Regions from separate parts of the Homo sapiens genome. Here region 1 is linked to region 2. Evidence: chromatin contacts called from ENCODE Hi-C or POLR2A ChIA-PET data. All regions are on one chromosome and are shown on one strand. Each heading gives the region's core, a stretch centred on a gene start or an enhancer-like site at or near the end of the contact. The rest is flanking DNA. Distances are from core to core; before and after follow the strand shown.

Region 1 (2,766 bases), core at 71-2,570, 84 kb before region 2:
TGCTTCTGCAGTTTGCAATTTCTTTACTCTCCTCAGGACATATTAACCCTATCATACTATTAACCCTTTTCTGCCTACTGATAGTGATATCTGAAAAGGTTATCAAATCACCTCTCCTCTAGAAATAAATAGGTTGGTATCTCTAAACCTGGCCATCAGTAACACATACACATGAAATTCTGAATGAGCAGTAATTCACTGCTCACATGTCCAAGGGAAAACAGGCTCTTTTCCTGGGACTTGTACAGGAGGCTTGGAGAGAGTCACTTCCCAGGGTCTGGCTGTATTGAGTTTGCAGATTTAGGTTGTAACTCATCCAAACTATCTGGGGAATGCAAGTTAACCTGAGAGGAGAAAGAGAAAGAGGAAAAACACTCATGTTCAAATGGAAATTAAATACGTGTCTGATAGATTACACAAATGTCTTGGACACATCTATGAACAGTGTCTGGCACCAGCTGGCTCTAGCACAGAAGGGTTTGCTGTGTACCTGAGGGAGACTCTGTCATACTTGACCCAAAGAGGCCCGCTTGGTGACCAGGCAGGCATAGTAAGCATGGAGAACAACACTTGTTCTCTTTCTCCCAGACCCAGACAGGAAACAGAAAACTTTCCTCAAGTTTACTACAGGCCTTTTTAGCGGGCCATGTTGCCACTGGCTGGCATTCTCAGAGAAAACACCTCTCCGCTAAAAAGTAAAATCCAGATTCTCCCAGGGTGTCTAAGATCCTAGGAACCGGAGCCCCACCACTGGGTAGAGAACAATCAGAATGAGGCTTTCTTCCCTCACTTCGGGAGGTTGCTGGCTCTGAAGCCCGGCTCCAAAGCCCCTCTTCCAGGCCACTTCCCCGACTGAGCCAGACCTGTTGCTCTTAGGACGCTCTGAGCCAGGCCTAGGGCCCCGCTCCATGTGGCCTGCCTGGACCCTAGAGGGCCGCGCTCTGGAGCTGCCACAGATGCCAGAGGCGCGACTCTTTTTCCTATTCCTAGGAGCGGAAGACAGAAACAGTGGCCTTGGGGACAGAGGGGTGGGAACACCCCACGTCCACTGCAAGAGAACGAAGTGGAAGAAGGGATTTCGGCTTCGGAGCCGGCAGGGGCCTGGGCACTGGAAAGCCCGCGCGGAGTTCTCTCGCCTCTCGCCGCCCAGGTACGCCTCCCCGGACCTTTTGTACGACTTACCGTTGGAAATGGTCACACATTCCTTCTCCCCTTAGAGCGAACACTGTCATAACCACTGAAGCGCGGGCCGAGGAGCGCCACATCGGCCACAGGCTTTGTTGCCCCGCCTTCAAAGCCACTGCGCGTGCGCATTGCTTTGACTTCACGTTCCCAGGGGGCTGTGGGAAGCGGAAATGCTCGGCTGACCCGGAGGGTGGCGCTTCGTTCACACTGGCTGTTGTCATCCGCCCCTGAGGTTTCAGGCTGTCGGCAGTGAAGTAAGCGGGAGGGTGAGGTGGTGATGGTTTTGATCGGGGGAAGGGGGGACGGGAGGAATGACGGGAGTTTACGGGGCCGTGGGGTCATGGGGCCACGGGTGAGCGTCCTTGTGGGGATTGAGTGACACAGGCGGTGGGCGTGAGTGTTGGGGGCGAGGTTCGGGGCCAGCGAGTGACTAATTGATTGAGTCACTCAGCGCTTGTATCCTCACCCGGTGGTAACTGCCAGACACTCTTGCAAATGTTTCACATTAGCAGGAGCCCTGTGAGGTGTTACGATGATTATTTTCATGTTATAGAGAGAAAACGGTACAGTGTGGCTTGGCAACCTGTCCAAAGTCCCGTAGGTAGCAAACCCGAGGAATCCTTTTTCTTTTTCTTTTCCTGTACTTTGTTTATCATGTTTATTGTTTCCAGTGTGTCTCTTCCTCCAGACTAGAAATCTGGAGCTGGGAATTTGAGATTTTGTTCACTGATGGATTTGCAACACGGAGAACCGGCTCATGGAAGGCAATCATTTCTTCAGTGAATAAAAGTGGCACAGCAGCCAGTCAGTTGATTCCAAAGCCCGGACTCAGGAAGGCAGGGTTTCGCTCACTGAGGATAATTGAGCTGTGCATGAATGTTAACTCTTAAAACTAGAATGAGGGGTTGTCCCTCTTCTGTTGGGTAAAAACCTTTGGGTTTCACTCAACTTCACTGCATGGAAGGGAGCATAGGTGTTGCTAATTGAATCTCCTGTGGTCATTGTGTTTCCAGGGTCAGAGTGCAGACCTGAGACCACTGCTCACCGATTTCAGACTCCAGTTTATCTGTGCCTCGGCTTCCCCACTTAGTCGCAGAAGACTTAGGCTGAGGCCCCAGGAAGAGGTGAGTTCCCTGGGTCACAGGCAGAGATCTAGTGCTATAGTGATGGCCCCAACTGGGGTGTGTTTGTCTCTGAATCCCTTGGTCCTGCCGCCTTGGACACAAGAGAGGTACGCTGAGCTGAGGCGAGTTGGAGGAGAAGCCTCAGCAAGAGCCCAGACCCAGATCCTCAGAGCAAAGGAGGCTCACGGGACAGCAGGTCCTAGAAGAGCTGGACCCGTAGTGGCCTTTGTCCCTCACTTCAGCTGAGACAGAGCAAAGCTGGCTCTACTTCCAGGTGCCATGGAGGACCATGTGACAGTGCAGTTTGATTCCTGCTGGAGGAGGGACAGGTGAAAGTCACAGGTGGATGGAGGCATGGATGTCCCCCATGGGGGCAGGTGCCCTGCTGTAGTACCTGCAAAGGCGGGATGAGGCTGGGAAGGATCACAGCCAGCCACAGAGGATTGGCCTCTCCTAG
Region 2 (2,700 bases), core at 96-2,595:
AGGCCCACCCCTGCAGGCTGAAGGTGATGGCCCCATGCACACAGCTATCTGCCCCTCAGTACAGAACATTCACATAGCAAGCAAGGGCACCAATATGCTCTCCAGTGTCCAAAGGAGACTACGAATACTACACAGTGGGCAGTAACCCAAACTCACTGAGGGTGGTAACCCACACTCATTGTTCCTAGGCCCCAGAGCTTGGAGCAGCTGAGAAAGAAACACAGTACTGGAGGCATTCTGCATCACCCTGTGGCACGGTCCCTCACCCACGGACACCAGGTGGCTGTAGTTCTCAAGCATGACATCCCTGTAGAGGTTCTTCTGGGCAGAGTCCAGTTGCTGCCACTCCTCCAGGGTGAAGTCCACAAACACGTCCTTGAAGGTCAATGATTCCTGTAATGGCACATTCCTCTTTAGCACCCCAGGACCAGCCTGGGGCACTGGGACATGGCATCTCACGCACACGGAGGGCTTACTCTGTGCCCTCTAGGAGAAACTTGACAGATGAAGAGCGTGAGGTGCACAGAGCCTAAGTAACTAACCCAGGTCACACAGCCAGGAATGAGGGGAGTCGAATCCACACGGTCTGGTTCCCACACCCACAATGGCCTTTCTTTCTTTTTTTTTTTTTGAGACCGAGTCTTGCTCTGTCGCCCAGGCTGGAGTGCAGTGGCATAATCTTGGCTCATTGCAACCTCTGCCTCCCGGGTTCAAGCGATTCTCCTGCCTCAGCCTCCCGAGTAGCTGGGACTACAGGAGCCCGCCACCACGCCCGGCTAATTTTTGTATTGTTAGTACAGACGGAGTTTCACCATATTGGCCAGGCTGGTCTCGAACTCCTGACCTTGTGATCTGCCCGCCTTAGCCTTCCAAAGTGCTGGGATTACAGGCGTGAGCCATCGCGCCCGGCCTGGCCTTTCTCATATAATTGTTCTTATGCCAGTCACTAGTCAGTTTGGCATAGTATATTACATAGAGTATCTATATGACTAAAATCATTTTGAACTTTATAGGAGAAACAGATAGGGTATGAGAAATATTTTACCCTGGAAATTCATTCATTCAACACATGTTTACTGAACAGAGGCCGGGCTGGTAAGTCCTGTGAAGTAAAGATTGATACAAAACCACACCTCTTGAACTCAAGGAGCTTCAGTTTAGTGGAGGGAGAAAAGTGACACTTAAGACACTCAAGACACTCATAGATGAAACAGAGGCAGGGAGGAAGCCTGCCTCACAGGGACAGTGACAGATGTAGGAAGGGGTCCGGGTGGTCCACAAAGGAGGAAGTCAATCCTGCCTGGGGCTGACAGAGCAGCCTTCACAGGGGACACAGAGCTACAACAAACAGTTCTAAACATAGCTAATCAATCATGAAACAAAGAACAGGAAGCCAGAGGTTTGTGGCCTGGGCAGCTGACTGAAGCAAAAGGGGAAAGGTCTGTGCTTGGCCTTGTCACCACCAAACAAGAACTCACTTCTACAAGCGCCCCAATTCCTTGCAAAGACTAATAACCCGCCTGTTTCTGCTCCAGATCCCATCCTGTCACGCCCACACTTGGTGGCCTTCAATTCAAGCCACTCGCTGCACCCATAAGGCCCAAATCAGCCACAGTGGCACCAGTTTACCCAGCTGTGCAGGAGAGGGGCAGGAAAGCCAGCGTGCCAGAGGGTGGGGACAGGCAGGCTTCTCCAGCAGGAGGGCTTCTCAGAGCAATCCAGGAGCTGTTAGCCCAATCTGCCCCTCCCTCGTGATAGCTCCGGTGCTGGGGAACAAAACCACACTGCTGAGTGCTAGGATGATGTTGCTTGGAAGCCCTAACCTGTTCCATAGACCAGTATCTCTTGTAATGGTCCCAGTGGCATGGCTTCGAGGATCCCAGCAAAAGATGGGCCCAGTTACTTATCACTGAGTGGCAATGTGCTCAGAAAACCCCAATCCATGGCTTCCTACCAGCCAGTCATAGTTTACTCAGTCCTCCAGTCCAGATGCAGTTTGTTTACCAATCCAGAGTCAATTTTATCTGGAGTAATGTCACCTGGTTTGATATTGTGAAATATATATTTGGTTTTTGTCCTGTCTCCTGGCAAGAAGCTCCTGCAACCCTTGGAATAGCCTCTGAAGTGATCAAAGTATCTTTTATATGCTAATGAGATGACTGTTAGCTGGCTGCCCCTAGGTAGCTTCTGGATGGAAGCTGGTCACCAGAAAACCAGACAGGATTAGAAGGTTGGGAATTTCATCTCCATCCTCAAAACTCCTGGGAGGGGAGAGGAGATGAAGGTTGAGTTGATCACCAAGGGCCAATGATGATCATGCCTCTGTGATGAAGCCTCCATAAAAACCCCACTGTGGCTGGGTGTGGTGGCTGGCTCCTGTGATCCCAGCACTAAGGGTGGCTGAGAAGGGAGGATCACTTGAGGCCAGGAGGTTGGGCCTGCAGTGAGCCAAGACTGCACCACTGTTCTCCAGCATGGGGGACAGAGCAAGACCTTGTTTCTCAAAAACAACAATAACGACAACAACCAAAGGGCTGGGTGGGTTCAGACAGCTTCCACACAGCTGAACACTTGGTGGTTCCCGGATGGTAGTGAGTCCAGAGAGGGCATGAAAGGTCCGTGGACCTTCCCACATCCCTTGCCCTATGCATCTCTTCCATCTGGCGGTTCATCTGTATCCTCTGTAATATCCACCCCCCT

The links. Hi-C counts contacts between places; a loop is a spot of excess contacts on that map. ChIA-PET counts read pairs that join two places held with the same protein, here RNA polymerase II (POLR2A). Pooled maps may share reads with other maps.
Region 1: a loop to region 2 is called in a map of natural killer cell, with 4 times the contacts of the local background. The contact joins the promoter of ZNF674-AS1 here to the enhancer-like site in region 2. A Hi-C loop is called at or near these places in 1 of 168 maps with a recorded cell type or tissue (natural killer cell), 12 of 37 single-sample maps with no recorded cell type and 11 of 50 pooled maps. POLR2A ChIA-PET finds 5 or more read pairs at or near these places in 2 of 52 experiments (H1 and naive thymus-derived CD4-positive, alpha-beta T cell).

Annotation. Positions count from the first base shown.
Region 1 is chrX:46,544,044-46,546,809 of GRCh38, reverse strand. It overlaps ZNF674-AS1 (ZNF674 antisense RNA 1), which reads right to left and starts at 1,320. Exons shown (of 2, transcript NR_015378.3): 1 at 1,183-1,320; 2 at 1-344. ZNF674 (zinc finger protein 674) reads left to right here and starts at 1,389. Exons shown (of 6, transcript NM_001190417.2): 1 at 1,389-1,439; 2 at 2,199-2,309. RefSeq lists enhancers at 1,051-1,200, 816-2,015.
Region 2 is chrX:46,460,441-46,463,140 of GRCh38, reverse strand. It overlaps KRABD4 (KRAB domain containing 4), which reads right to left. Exons shown (of 6, transcript NM_001129898.2): 4 at 267-393. Among named protein-coding and RNA genes, the nearest start is that of KRABD4, 14 kb to the right of the region's middle. Within about 2 kb of position 1,345, at least 2 of the 41 ENCODE cell types and tissues checked have a DNase peak (open chromatin) inside an H3K27ac peak, as active enhancers do.